Regions from separate parts of the Homo sapiens genome. Here region 2 is linked to region 1. Evidence: chromatin contacts called from ENCODE Hi-C or POLR2A ChIA-PET data. All regions are on one chromosome and are shown on one strand. Each heading gives the region's core, a stretch centred on a gene start or an enhancer-like site at or near the end of the contact. The rest is flanking DNA. Distances are from core to core; before and after follow the strand shown. Region 1 holds the start of OPA3 (outer mitochondrial membrane lipid metabolism regulator OPA3). Region 2 holds the start of PPP1R15A (protein phosphatase 1 regulatory subunit 15A).

Region 1 (6,399 bases), core at 1,301-3,800:
CGGGTTCAAGCGATTCTCATGCTCCAGCCTCCCGAGTAGCTGGGATTATAGGCGCCCGCCACCAAGCCCGCCTAACTTTTGTATTTTTAGTAGAGACGGGGTTTGACCATGCTGGCCAGGCTGGTTGCAAACTCCTGACCTCAGGTGCTCCACCCCCCTCAGCCTTCCAAAGTGCTAGGATTACAGATGCGAGCCAATGGGCCCAGCTGGAGCAGAGTTTTTTTGTTTTTTGTTTTTGTTTTGAGACGGAGTCTCGGTCTGTCGCCCAGGCTGGAGTGTAGTGGTGCGATCTCGGTGGAGCAGAGTTTTTAAGGATAACTTGATGGGTGAGGGGAAGCCAGTGAGCCAGGAGTGCTGATTGGTCAGAGATGAAATCACAGGGAGTCGGAGCTGTCTTCTTGCGCTCAGTCAGTTCCTGGGTTGGGGGGCCACAAGATCAGATGGGCCAGTTTATTGATCTGGGTAAGGCCAGCTGATCCATCAAGTGCAGGGTCTGTGAAATATCTCAAGCACTGATCTTAGGAGCAGTTTAGGGAGGGTCAGAATCTTGTACCCTCCAGCTGCATGACTCCTAAACCATAATTTCTAATCTTGTGGCTAATGTTAGTCCTACAAAGGCAATCCAGTCGCCAGACAAGAAGGAGGTCTGCTTTGGGAAAGGGCTGTTACCATGTTTGTTTAAACTATAAACTACAAACTAAATCTCTCCCAAAGTTAGTTCAGCCTTTGCCCAGGAATGAACAAGGATAGCTTGGAGGTTAGAAGCAAGATGGAGTAAGTTAACTTAGATCTCTTTCGCTGTGTCAGTCATAATTTTGCAAAGGCGGTTTCAGTGGTTCTCTGACCCAGCCAATGATGCTAAATTCCCTTATTTTATGTCCCACGTAGCACAACACAGATCACCTTTTTTTTTTTTGGAGACGGAGTCTTGCTCCGTCACCCAGGCTGGAGTACAGTGTTACGATCTCGGCTCACTGCAAGCTCCGCCTTCCGGGTTCACGCCATTCTCCTGCCTCAGCCTCCTGAGTAGCTGGGACCACAGGCGCCCAGCCACCACGCCCGGCTAATTTTTTTGTATTTTTAGTAGAGATGGGGTTTCACCGTGTTAGCCAGGATGGTCTCCATCTTCTGACCTCGTGATCTGCCCACCTCGGCCTCCCAAAGTGCTGGGATTACAGGCGTGAGCCACCGCGCCCGGCAAGATCACCTTTTTAAAGTAGTTTATATTTTGGGTGTTTACTAAGCCCTTTATTTCTATTTATTATTTTTTGAGACAGTCTTGCTGTGTCGCCCAGGCTGGAGTGCAATGGCACAATCTAGGCTCACTGCAGCCTCCACCTACCAGGTTCAAGCGATTCCCCTGCCTCAGCCTCCCAAGTAGCTGGGATTACAGGTGTGCGCCACCACACCCAGCTAATTTTTGTATTTTTAGTACAGACCGGGTTTCACTATGTTGGCCAGGCTGGTCTCGAACTCCTGGCCTCATGTGATCCGCCCGCCTCGGCCTCCCAAAGTGCTGGTATTACAGGTGTGAGCCACCGCGCCGGACCTTACTATGCCCTTTAGATCTGAGCTCGGGCGGCCCCCTCTAGGCAGCCCTGCTGGCCTCAGGTCCCTGGGTCAGCCAGTTCCTCTGAGCTCCGGGGCTCCCACTTTCCCGACCACTCTGGGTTGACAGTGATGGATCAGGAGTATATCTCCCAGTGCTGAGCAAAAAGGCCGCATAGTCTGTCAACCGAATGAAAGGACGGCGTATGAGCGCATTAATGAGTACACAGATGAATGTCCTCTCTGGCTCAAAGTCCTTTTCCGGATTCCCAGGCCATGTCTCCAGAACCCAGACTTCACCCCCGAACCATGCCCCTAATCCAGACTTATTGACTACAGTAAAACTGAGGCACGTCGACGTCCTAAACGGAGGATATACAAGCACCTCCTAGATCAGTGGGGAAACTGAGGCACACGGTGCCGCTTTTGAAATGAAGTTGCCCAAGGACAGCCGGGCAAAGGACCCCGTCCGGTTTCTCCTCAGCCCCTCCCCTAGCTCCTCTATCCTGGAAAGCCCCGTCCAAATTTCTCCCATCTCTCACACTATTGGTTTAACAGGGCATCAGTCTCCAAGCGCTCTCTTCCTTTATCGGCTGGCATTTCCTACTCGCGTGGTGGCTCCTTGACCCGCCCCTTACGCCCCGCCCCGCCCTCACTACTGGGCCACCCGTACGCCCCTCTATCAGAAACCCCCCACTATTGGCCACTGGACTTTGCCGGTTCGGGCTGTGATTGGTCGTAGACAGAAGTCCATCCCCTAAGCAACCACCTGACAGGGGTTGGAGAAAGGAAAAAGGTTGGAGGGAATTCGGGTCAGACTCACGTTGAGCCGGCGGGAGGCAGATATAGGTCTTGAAGAACTCGCTTCGGCGGGCGGCCTCCTTAATACGGTTGGCAAGCGGCTTGCTGACCTGCCGGATGCCCAAGTATAGCAGCTTCGCCATAGGGAACGCGCCCACCACCATCTTGGCGGTCTCACAGGGCACGCGCAACCTTGCTGACTGGGCGGGGCGCCTCAACCTCTTCACTCCTCCCCCGCCCTCTCGTGGCCATGCGTGCGTCAGTACGTATGTACGTACGCTCGAGGGAAACTTCAGAGGCGCATCCTGACGTCACCCCGTCGACGCTGGCGTAGCGACGTCCGTTCGCTGAATATGCAAATATACACGGAAGTGAGGCGGGTCAGGGGGCGGTGCCGTTAAACGGATGCTGGAAGGCGTGTGGATTCCCACGCCCGCCTTGGCCAACGTCACTGTACTCCTTCGTGATGTCACGTTCCGAGTTGGCGTCCCCACCCAAAGGAGGCTCTTAATTAGTCCTAATTAGTCCTATGAGCCCCAAATACACCTTCCTCTGCAAGCTAGGGCTCTCATTGGGATTAAGAGGAAGCCGCGCGGTCATACAGACTTTGGCTGGGATCCCAGCTCTGCCATTTCCTCGCTGTGTAATATTAGATGAGTGGCATAACCTCTCTGGACTTCAGTATTACCGTCTACCAAATGGGAATCCTAATAGCAGTTGCCTCTTTGGGTTGTTGTGAGGCTTCTATGCTAATCTTGAGTGTAAAACAGTGGACCATGGGAAGTGGTTAGAATGGTGCCATTCATATAGTTAAGCGCTCAGTAAATAGCCCTTCTTACTATACAGGTCATGATTGCATTATTAATGCTAAATCCAGCCTGAGGGTGCATTTCACCCCCAGAAGCAGCGAATCCAACCCTTTCCCAAGTAACTGACAAGGAAACTGAGGCCCAGAGCAGGGCAGGGGGTGGCACAAGGTTCCTGCAGAGGTTGATAGCCTGGCATCTTGGCCAATAAAACCATACCCGTTCTCAAGCAACCCAACTTCCTTCATTAGGAGGTAGGTTCCCCAGGGAGCTAGTTCAGAAATAAATTTAAGGACATGTCCCAGACTGTCCTTTCTTACCCAGCAGGGAGTAAAATCATATAAACAATGTCAGGAAGGGGTTGAGAGAAATTCCTGGATGATGGAGTGCTGATGGGTAATTGAGAGATTCTCGGAGGCAGAGGGACAGAAGAAAACAGGAACAGAGGACTGGCCGCCATGGCTCACGCCTGTAATCCCAGCACTTTGGGAGGCTGAGGAGGGTGGATCACCTGAGGTCAGGAGTTTGAGACCAACCTGGCTAACATCGTGAAATCCCATCTCCACTAAAAAAAAAAAAAAATTTAGCCGGGCATGGTGGCGGGCACCTGTAATCCCAGGTACTCTGGAGGCTGAGGCAGGAGAATCGCTTGAACCTGGGAGGTAGAGGTTGCAGTGAGCCGAGATCACGCCGCTGCACTCCAGTCTTGGCGACAGAGCGAGACTCCGTCTCAAAAAAAAAAAAAAAAAAAAAAGGAAAACAGGAACAGAGGAGTGGTGTGTAGGAGGAAACATACATTCAGGACACAGAATCAGGGGGCTCTGGACTTCTTTGGTATCCAGTCTGACTCTCTGAGTGTCCTTTGTCAAGCTCCTGGCACTGAGGGACCTGCGTTTCCTCATCTTTACTGATGGTGCTGGTGTGTGTGTGAACCCTGATATTCTGAATTACTAAGAATGCCAGGATTCCATAAAAACAACCTTTTCCAGGGTCCCTTCCACACGGAAGGTATGCAGAAACTTGGGACTACCTAAGGTCCATCATCCATTTGGGACCAGCCCCCTTCCCATTTTACAGATCGTTTGAGCCTGGGAGGTTGAAGCTGTGGTGAGCCATGAGCTCCACTGCACTCCAGCCTAGGCAACACAACAAGACCCTGTCTCAAAAAACATAAAATTTCTGTCCCCAGGCCGGGCGCAGTGGCTCACGCCTGTAATCCCAGCACTTTGGGAGGCACAGGTAGGCGGATCATGTGAGGTCAGGAGTTCGAGACAAGCCTGGCCAACACGATGAAACCCCATCTCTACTAAAAATACAAAAAATTCGCTGGGCGTGGTGGCGCACACCTGTAATCCCAGCTACTCCAGAGGCTGAGACAGGAGAATCACTTGATCTCGGGAGGCGGAGGTTGTAGTGAGCCGAGATCGTGCCAATGCACTCCAGCCTGGGTGACAGAGCGAGGCTCTGTTTCAAAACAAAACAAAAAAAATTGGCCGGGCGTGGTGGCTGACGCCCAGCACTTTGGTAGGCTGAGGTGGGCAGATCATGAGGTCAGGAGATCGAGACCATCCTGGCTAACACGGTGAAACCCCGTCTCTACTAAAAAAATACAAAAAATTAACCGGGCGTGGTGGCGGGCGCCTGTAGTCCCAGCTACTCGGGAGGCTGAGGCAGGAGAATGGCGTGAACCCAGGAGGCGGAGCTTGCAGTGAGCCGAGATGGCGCCACTGCACTCCAGCCTAGGCAACAGAGTGAGACTCCATCTCAAAAAAAAAAAAAATTGGCCAGGCACGGTGGCTCACGCCTGTAATCCCAGCACTTTGGGAGGCCGAGGCGGGTGGATCACCTGAGGTCAGGAGTTTGAGACCAGTCTGGCCAACATGGAGAAACCCCGTCTCTACTAAAAATACAAAATTAGCAGAGCGTGGTGGCACATGCCTGTAATTCCAGCTACTCGGGAGGCTGAGGCAGGAGAATTGCTTGAACCCAGGAGGCGGAAGTTGCGGTGAGCCGAGATCGCGCCATTGCACTCCAGCCTGGGCAACCAAGAGCGAAACTCAGTCTCAAAAAAAAAAAAAAGAGAGAAAAGAAAAATTCTGGCCCCATCACCTCCATTCCCATAGCTTTACAGCAGTGGGATGGGGTGGGAAGACTACTAGGCCTCCCAGATCCCAGGCCTCCCTCTCTTCTCTAGCCCTCCAGCCCACCAACACCAAAGCCCTGATTTCCGCCATCTCTGTGCTCCCTCCACCCCAGAAAAATCATTGAGTGCATTTTTCCCCCTATTCCTCTCCTCCTTCTTCCTTTCTCTGAGAAGGGTTCCCGGGAAAGTCTTCTGGGAACCTTTGTGAAGGGAGAGGAGGGCCCGGGGGAGCGGGGTGGTAGGAGGGTTGTGAGTGAATCTTCACACCTCAGGAGTCTGTTTACACACCCGTAAGGAGGAAGAGGAGAGGAGACCTTCTCTGAAGGGTGAGGCCTTTTCAGAGCTGGGTGCTTCTTCCTGCTCTCCAGCCTGGTCATGGAACAGTGGCCATTCCTGGTGACCCCTGAGACCAGGGGAGGGAGGGCAGCCTTGGCCATCCTGGGGCATGGGAACACAAGCAGAGATGGGGAGGGGAGAGGGAACCCAAGATGGCTCCAGCGCTGACTCACCAGCCATGGGACCTTGGACTGGTTGCCTGGCCTCTCTGGTGACCGCCCTAGACTAGGGCCTGGGATCCTTCCTGGAAGTTTTTTCTGCTCACAGCCCCTAGTCACCCTTTTCCTGGAATGAGTGAGGTACTCGTGTTTCATAATCCCTCTGGCCCCTGTGCTTCTTCCATTAAAATAAATCCAAGGCTGGGCACGGTGGCTCAAGCCTGTAATCCCAGCACTTTGAGAGGCTGAGGTGGGAGGATCACTTGAGGCCAGGATTTCAAGATCAGCCTGGCCAACATGGAGAAACCCCGTCTCTACTAAAAATACAAAAATTAGCCAGGCGTGGTGGTGCATGCCTGTAATCCCAGCTACTCAGGAAGCTGAGGCACAAGAGTTGCCTGATCCCAGGAGGCGGAGGTTGCAGTGAGCCGAGATCCTGACACTGTACTCCAGCTTGGGCAACAGAGCGAGATTCTGTCTCAAAATAAATAAATAAACAAACAAAAATAAAACTCCAAAAGCTGATCACTGCTCCTTGTTAAATCCACAACCACCACCCACCCGGCCCAACTGACAGCACCTCCCTCTTGGACTCCTGCAGTCACCT
Region 2 (6,399 bases), core at 2,633-5,132, 3.3 Mb after region 1:
TTTCCTCCCTTTTCTCTTTCCGATTTCCCTTCTCACTTTCTCCCTTCCTCCCTCTCCCAGTTTCTCTTTCCTCTCTGCTGGTCTTTCCCTGCCTCTGCCAGCCGCCCACGCTGCTGTTCTCCCCTCCCAATCCCGGCTGTCCCCGCCCCTTCTGGCCTCCCCACTACAGCCTGACCTCTGGCTCAGCTGCCCCCATAGCTGAAGGGAGGGGCTTGGGCCCCCCAATTCCCAGGTCCCCTAAGGACCAAGGTTGGGACTTCTCAGTGTTTGGAGAGTTGGACTTGAGGCCTGCACTCCAGGGCCCCCGTGGGTTTGCTGCTGTGGTTGGGGGCCTGAGCCACTGGTGTCCTAAACGGAGGAGGCTTGTGTCCTGCAAGGGGTGGGGACTCAAATTTCCAAAGCCCTGGAGGGAATGGGTTAGGGATCCAGACTCCTGGGTGCCCGAGAAGGTCTGAGCTAGGATCAGGACTCCTGAGTCGTGAAAGAGCTGGGGGTCTGGAAACATGGCTGTGCTTGGAAGGGGCCAGGGACGGTTTGTCCAGGTCCCCTAGGGAGAAAAGGGGATGGTCCCAGTAGGGCAGGGTGAAATGGAGAGTTCCAAACCTCCACCTCAGATCCAGGTGAGAATTCTCTTCTAGACTGAGGACAACTCCCTCAGGAGAGAGACATGATTCCTTGGTATATTTTGAGGAACAAGATTATGCATCCGTAGGCAGGGGAGGAGAGCGGGGGGCTGGAACTGTCACCCAGGGCCTGGAACTTGTAGCAGAAGCGCCCCCACCCGCACAAAGAGTGCCACCCAGGCAGAATCGCGGCTTGTGGGGGCAGAGCTACTGCCTAAGTCTGAAGCAGATGACACCCAGGAGTGGAGCCTTGTGCCTGTGACCGGGAAGGAATCTGAGCTTTCGGTTTAACTGCCATTCACCATGCACCTGTTGAGCACCTACTGTGTGCAGGCACTGTCTGTTGCAGCCACTGAGAAGAAAGCAGTGAGCCCTGGCTGGGTGCAATGGCTCACGCCTGTAATCCCAGCACTTTGGGAGGCCAAGGCAGGAGGATCGCTTGAGACCAGGAGTTCAACACCAGCCTGGGCATCATAGCGAGACCTTGTCTCTATTTAGAAAATGAATTTCTTTTTTTTTTTTTTTTGAGGCGGTGTTTTGCTCTGTCGCCAGGCTGGAGTGCAGTGGCGTGATCTCGGCTCACTGCAACCTCCGCCTCCCGGGTTCAAGCGATTCTCCTGACTCAGCCTCCTGAGTAGCTGGAACTACAGGCACATGCCACTGCACCCGGCCTAAATTAATTATTATTATTATTTTTTTGAGACGGAGTCTCGCTCTGTCGCCCAGGCTGGAGTACAGTGGCACGATCTCAGCTCACTGCAAGCTCTGCCTCCCAGGTTCACGCCATTCTCCTGCCTCAGCCTCCCGAGTAGCTGGGACTACAGGTGCCCACCACCACGCCCGGCTAATTTATTTTGTATTTTTAGTGGAGGCGGGGTTTCACCGTGTTAGCCAGGATGGTCTTGATCTCCTGACCTCATGATCCACCTGCCTCAGCGTCCCAAAGTGCTAGGATTACAGGCGTGAGCCACCGCGCTCAGCCTAATTACTTTTTTTTGAAAAGCATTGAGCCCAGCAAAGTGCCTGATCTCATAGTGCTTACATCCTCATTCTCATTTGCAAGGAATCTGGACCCTGCTGTGACTATCTTGGTCAAGTGGCTTCATTTCCAAGCCTGTTTCCCCATCTGTGAAATGGGAACAATGACACCCTCGCACTCGGGGAGGAAACCAACCACATGTGAAAATAGGAGACTCTAGCCAGGCGTGGTGGCAAGCTCCTGTACTCCCAACTACTCAGGAGGCTGAGGCAGGAGAATTGCTTGAACCCGGGAGGCGGAGGTTGCAGTGAGCCAAGATCATGCCATTGCACTCCAGCCTGGGTGACAGAGTGAGACACCGTCTCAAAAAAAAAAAAAAAAAAAGAAAGAAAAAGAAAAAAGAAAGAAAAGAAAAAAAAAAGAAAATGGGAGACTCTAGGCTGGGGCCTGTGGGCTAAATTGGGGTAGGAGGCCAGGCACAGTGGATCACAACTGTAATTCCAGCACTTTGGGAAGCCAAGGCGGGCAGATCACCTGAGGTCAGGAGTTCAAGACCAGCCTGGTCGGCCGGGTGCGGTGGCTCACACCTGTAATCCCAGCACTTTGGGAGGCCGAGGCGGGTGGATCACAAGGTCAGGAGATCGAGACCATCCTGGTTAACACGGTGAAAAACCCCGTCTCTACTAAGAATACAAAAAAAATTAGCCGGGCGTGGTGGTGGGCACCTGTAGTCCCAGCTACTAGGGAGGCTGAGGCAGGAGAATGGCGAGAACCAGGGAGGAGGAGCTTGCAGTGAGCCAAGATCGTGCCACTGCACTCCAGCCTGGGCGACAGAGCAAGACTCCGTCTCAAAAAAAAAAAAAAAAAAAAAGACCTGCCTGGTCAACATGGCGAAACACTGTCTCTACTAAAAATACAAAAATTACCCAGGCATTGTGGCACATGCCTGTAATCCCAGCTACTCCAGAGGCTCAGGCAGGAGAATCGCTGGAACCCAGGAGGTGGAGGTTGCAGTGAACCGAGATGGCGCCACTGAACTCCAGCCTGGGCGACAGAGTGAGACGCCTACTCAAAAAATAAATAGGCTGGGTGCAGTAGCTCACGCCTATAATCCTAACACTTTGGGAAGCCGAGGCAGGCAGACTGCCTGAGCTCAGGAGTTCGAGAACAGCCTGGGCAACATGGCGAAACACTGTCTCTACTAAAAATACAAAAAATTAGCTGAGTGTGGTAGTGCGTGCCTGTAATCCCAGCTACTCGGAGGCTGAAGAGGGAGAATCGCTTGAACCCGGAAGATGGAGGTTGCAGTGAGCCGAGATCACGCCATTGCACTCCAGCCTCGGTGACAGAGCGAGACTCCATCTCAAAAAAAAATAAAAAAATAAAAAATAACAAATAAATAAATAGGCCTGGAGTGGTGGCTCACGCCTGCAATCCCAGCACTTTGGGAGGCCAAGGCAGGCAGAACACCTGAGGTCAGGAGTTCGAGACCAGCCTAGCAAACATGGTGAAATCCCGTCTCAGAAAAATAAATAATGAATAAATAAATAAATAAATAGGCCGGGCGCGGTGACTCACGCCTGTAATCCCAGCACTTTGGGAGGCCAAGGCGGGAGGATCCCCTGACGTCGGGAGTTCCAGACCAGCCTGACCAACATGGAGAAACTACGTCTCTACTAAACAAATACAAAATTAGCCGGGCGTGGCGGCACATGCCTGCAATCCCAGCACTTTGGGAGGCCAAGGCGGGAGGATCCCCTGACGTCGGGAGTTCCAGACCAGCCTGACCAACATGGAGAAACTACGTCTCTACTAAACAAATACAAAATTAGCCGGGCGTGGCGGCACATGCCTGCAATCCCAGATACTCGGGATGCTGAGGCAGGAGAATCGCTTGAACCCCGAAGGCGGAGGTTGCGGTGAGCCGAGATCGCCCCTTTGCATTCCAGCCTGAGCAACAAGAGCAAAACTCCGCCTCAAAATAACTAACTAAATAAATAAATAAATTGGGGTGGGAAGGCATTGACCCTGAGCTGAGAGAGAACTGGCTCGCTGTTGAAGCAGGGCCACGCATTTGATTGACAGTTCGTTTGTTGGAGGGGCGTGGTCACGCTCGGAAACTCCGCCGTGACGTTGCAAAAGCTGGAATCTCCGCGAGAAGTCCTGTCTTACTTCCACTTCCCACCCTTCGGGTTGCGGTCTCGAAACCCCGCCTCTCTTCGTGACGTCAGCACGCCGGGCGCGGTAGGCTATAAAAGCCTAGTGGCCATTGTGTTCGTTGCTCTTATCGGTTCCCATCCCAGTTGTTGATCTTATGCAAGACGCTGCACGACCCCGCGCCCGCTTGTCGCCACGGCACTTGAGGCAGCCGGAGATACTCTGAGTTACTCGGAGCCCGACGCCTGAGGGTGAGATGAACGCGCTGGCCTCCCTAACCGTCCGGACCTGTGATCGCTTCTGGCAGACCGAACCGGCGCTCCTGCCCCCGGGGTGACGCGCAGCTCCCAGCCGGTGAGTAAGGGGTCGGAACGCCTGGGTCCCCACGGGGCTGGGGGCCCGGATTTAGAAAGGAGAAGGGGTTGGGAGCCTGGAGTCCTGAGCCTGAGGGAGGAGGGATCTGGAAGCCAGATTCTTGGGTCCCCCGTGAAGGAATCATCTGCCAAGTAGGGGGTCGGGTCAGAATGTTTCAGTCTGCGAGGGAGGAGGGTGTGAGGGTTTGATTTGTCAATCTTCAGCAGAATGAGAGAGCTAGGGACTATGACTTTGTCGCCAAGGGAAGCAAGTAAAGACTTTTGTTCTTGGTTCTTGGGACTGGGAGTTCTGCGTCTGAAGAAAGAGAGGGCTGGGGGCTTGGACCCTTGGATCTAAGGCAGAACTAGGGGCTCAGACTCCTGGCTATTGAGAGATAAGAACAGAGCCAAGGGACAGAGATGGGCGTGGCCGAGATCAGAAAGGAATTTGGGACTCTCGCGTTGCTATTTACAATAGTTGTGTTACTATTTCCGTTGCTATGACTCATAGTCACGCCCGGATGCCATCCTCTAAATGGCCCCTAAACTTTATTTTTTTCTCCCCCTTTTCCAGCCCAGACACATGGCCCCAGGCCAAGCACCCCATCAGGCTACCCCGTGGAGGGATGCCCACCCTTTCTTCCTCCTGTCCCCAGTGATGGGCCTCCTCAGCCGCGCCTGGAGCCGCCTGAGGGGCCTGGGACCTCTAGAGCCCTGGCTGGTGGAAGCAGTAAAAGGAGCAGCTCTGGTAGAAGCTGGCCTGGAGGGAGAAGCTAGGACTCCTCTGGCAATCCCCCATACCCCTTGGGGCAGACGCCCTGAAGAGGAGGCTGAAGACAGTGGAGGCCCTGGAGAGGACAGAGAAACACTGGGGCTGAAAACCAGCAGTTCCCTTCCTGAAGCCTGGGGACTTTTGGATGATGATGATGGCATGTATGGTGAGCGAGAGGCAACCAGTGTCCCTAGAGGGCAGGGAAGTCAATTTGCAGATGGCCAGCGTGCTCCCCTGTCTCCCAGCCTTCTGATAAGGACACTGCAAGGTTCTGATAAGAACCCAGGGGAGGAGAAAGCCGAGGAAGAGGGAGTTGCTGAAGAGGAGGGAGTTAACAAGTTCTCTTATCCACCATCACACCGGGAGTGTTGTCCAGCCGTGGAGGAGGAGGACGATGAAGAAGCTGTAAAGAAAGAAGCTCACAGAACCTCTACTTCTGCCTTGTCTCCAGGATCCAAGCCCAGCACTTGGGTGTCTTGCCCAGGGGAGGAAGAGAATCAAGCCACGGAGGATAAAAGAACAGAAAGAAGTAAAGGAGCCAGGAAGACCTCCGTGTCCCCCCGATCTTCAGGCTCCGACCCCAGGTCCTGGGAGTATCGTTCAGGAGAGGCGTCCGAGGAGAAGGAGGAAAAGGCACACAAAGAAACTGGGAAAGGAGAAGCTGCCCCAGGGCCGCAATCCTCAGCCCCAGCCCAGAGGCCCCAGCTCAAGTCCTGGTGGTGCCAACCCAGTGATGAAGAGGAGGGTGAGGTCAAGGCTTTGGGGGCAGCTGAGAAGGATGGAGAAGCTGAGTGTCCTCCCTGCATCCCCCCACCAAGTGCCTTCCTGAAGGCCTGGGTGTATTGGCCAGGAGAGGACACAGAGGAAGAGGAAGATGAGGAAGAAGATGAGGACAGTGACTCTGGATCAGATGAGGAAGAGGGAGAAGCTGAGGCTTCCTCTTCCACTCCTGCTACAGGTGTCTTCTTGAAGTCCTGGGTCTATCAGCCAGGAGAGGACACAGAGGAGGAGGAAGATGAGGACAGTGATACAGGATCAGCCGAGGATGAAAGAGAAGCTGAGACTTCTGCTTCCACACCCCCTGCAAGTGCTTTCTTGAAGGCCTGGGTGTATCGGCCAGGAGAGGACACGGAGGAGGAGGAAGATGAGGATGTGGATAGTGAGGATAAGGAAGATGATTCAGAAGCAGCCTTGGGAGAAGCTGAGTCAGACCCACATCCCTCCCACCCGGACCAGAGGGCCCACTTCAGGGGCTGGGGATATCGACCTGGAAAAGAGACAGAGGAAGAGGAAGCTGCTGAGGACTGGGGAGAAGCTGAGCCCTGCCCCTTCCGAGTGGCCATCTATGTACCTGGAGAGAAGCCACCGCCTCCCTGGGCTCCTCCTAGGCTGCCCCTCCGACTGCAAAGGCGGCTCAAGCGCCCAGAAACCCCTACTCATGATCCGGACCCTGAGACTCCCCTAAAGGCCAGAAAGGTAGGTGCTGAGAGCCCAGATTCTATTTTTTTTTTTTTT

What was found. A loop is a pair of places that touch in the nucleus more often than their neighbours do. ChIA-PET counts read pairs that join two places held with the same protein, here RNA polymerase II (POLR2A). Pooled maps may share reads with other maps.
Region 2: a pooled map shows a loop between it and region 1 (34-fold over the local background). The contact joins the promoter of PPP1R15A here to the promoter of OPA3 in region 1. A Hi-C loop is called at or near these places in 1 of 168 maps with a recorded cell type or tissue (sciatic nerve) and 4 of 50 pooled maps. POLR2A ChIA-PET finds 5 or more read pairs at or near these places in 1 of 52 experiments (T-cell).

What each region holds. Positions count from the first base shown.
Region 1 is chr19:45,582,252-45,588,650 of GRCh38, forward strand. OPA3 (outer mitochondrial membrane lipid metabolism regulator OPA3) reads right to left here and starts at 2,551. Exons shown (of 2, transcript NM_025136.4): 1 at 2,372-2,551. The coding sequence starts at 2,513. RefSeq lists enhancers at 1-659, 660-1,595, 2,431-2,610.
Region 2 is chr19:48,868,539-48,874,937 of GRCh38, forward strand. PPP1R15A (protein phosphatase 1 regulatory subunit 15A) reads left to right here and starts at 3,883. Exons shown (of 3, transcript NM_014330.5): 1 at 3,883-4,113; 2 at 4,687-6,360. The coding sequence starts at 4,696. It overlaps PLEKHA4 (pleckstrin homology domain containing A4), which reads right to left and starts at 79. Exons shown (of 20, transcript NM_020904.3): 1 at 1-79. RefSeq lists enhancers at 2,828-3,440, 3,441-4,052, 3,711-3,770, 3,881-3,990, 4,651-4,740 and 4 more and cis regulatory regions at 3,530-4,103, 4,290-4,790, 4,950-5,450, 5,830-6,350.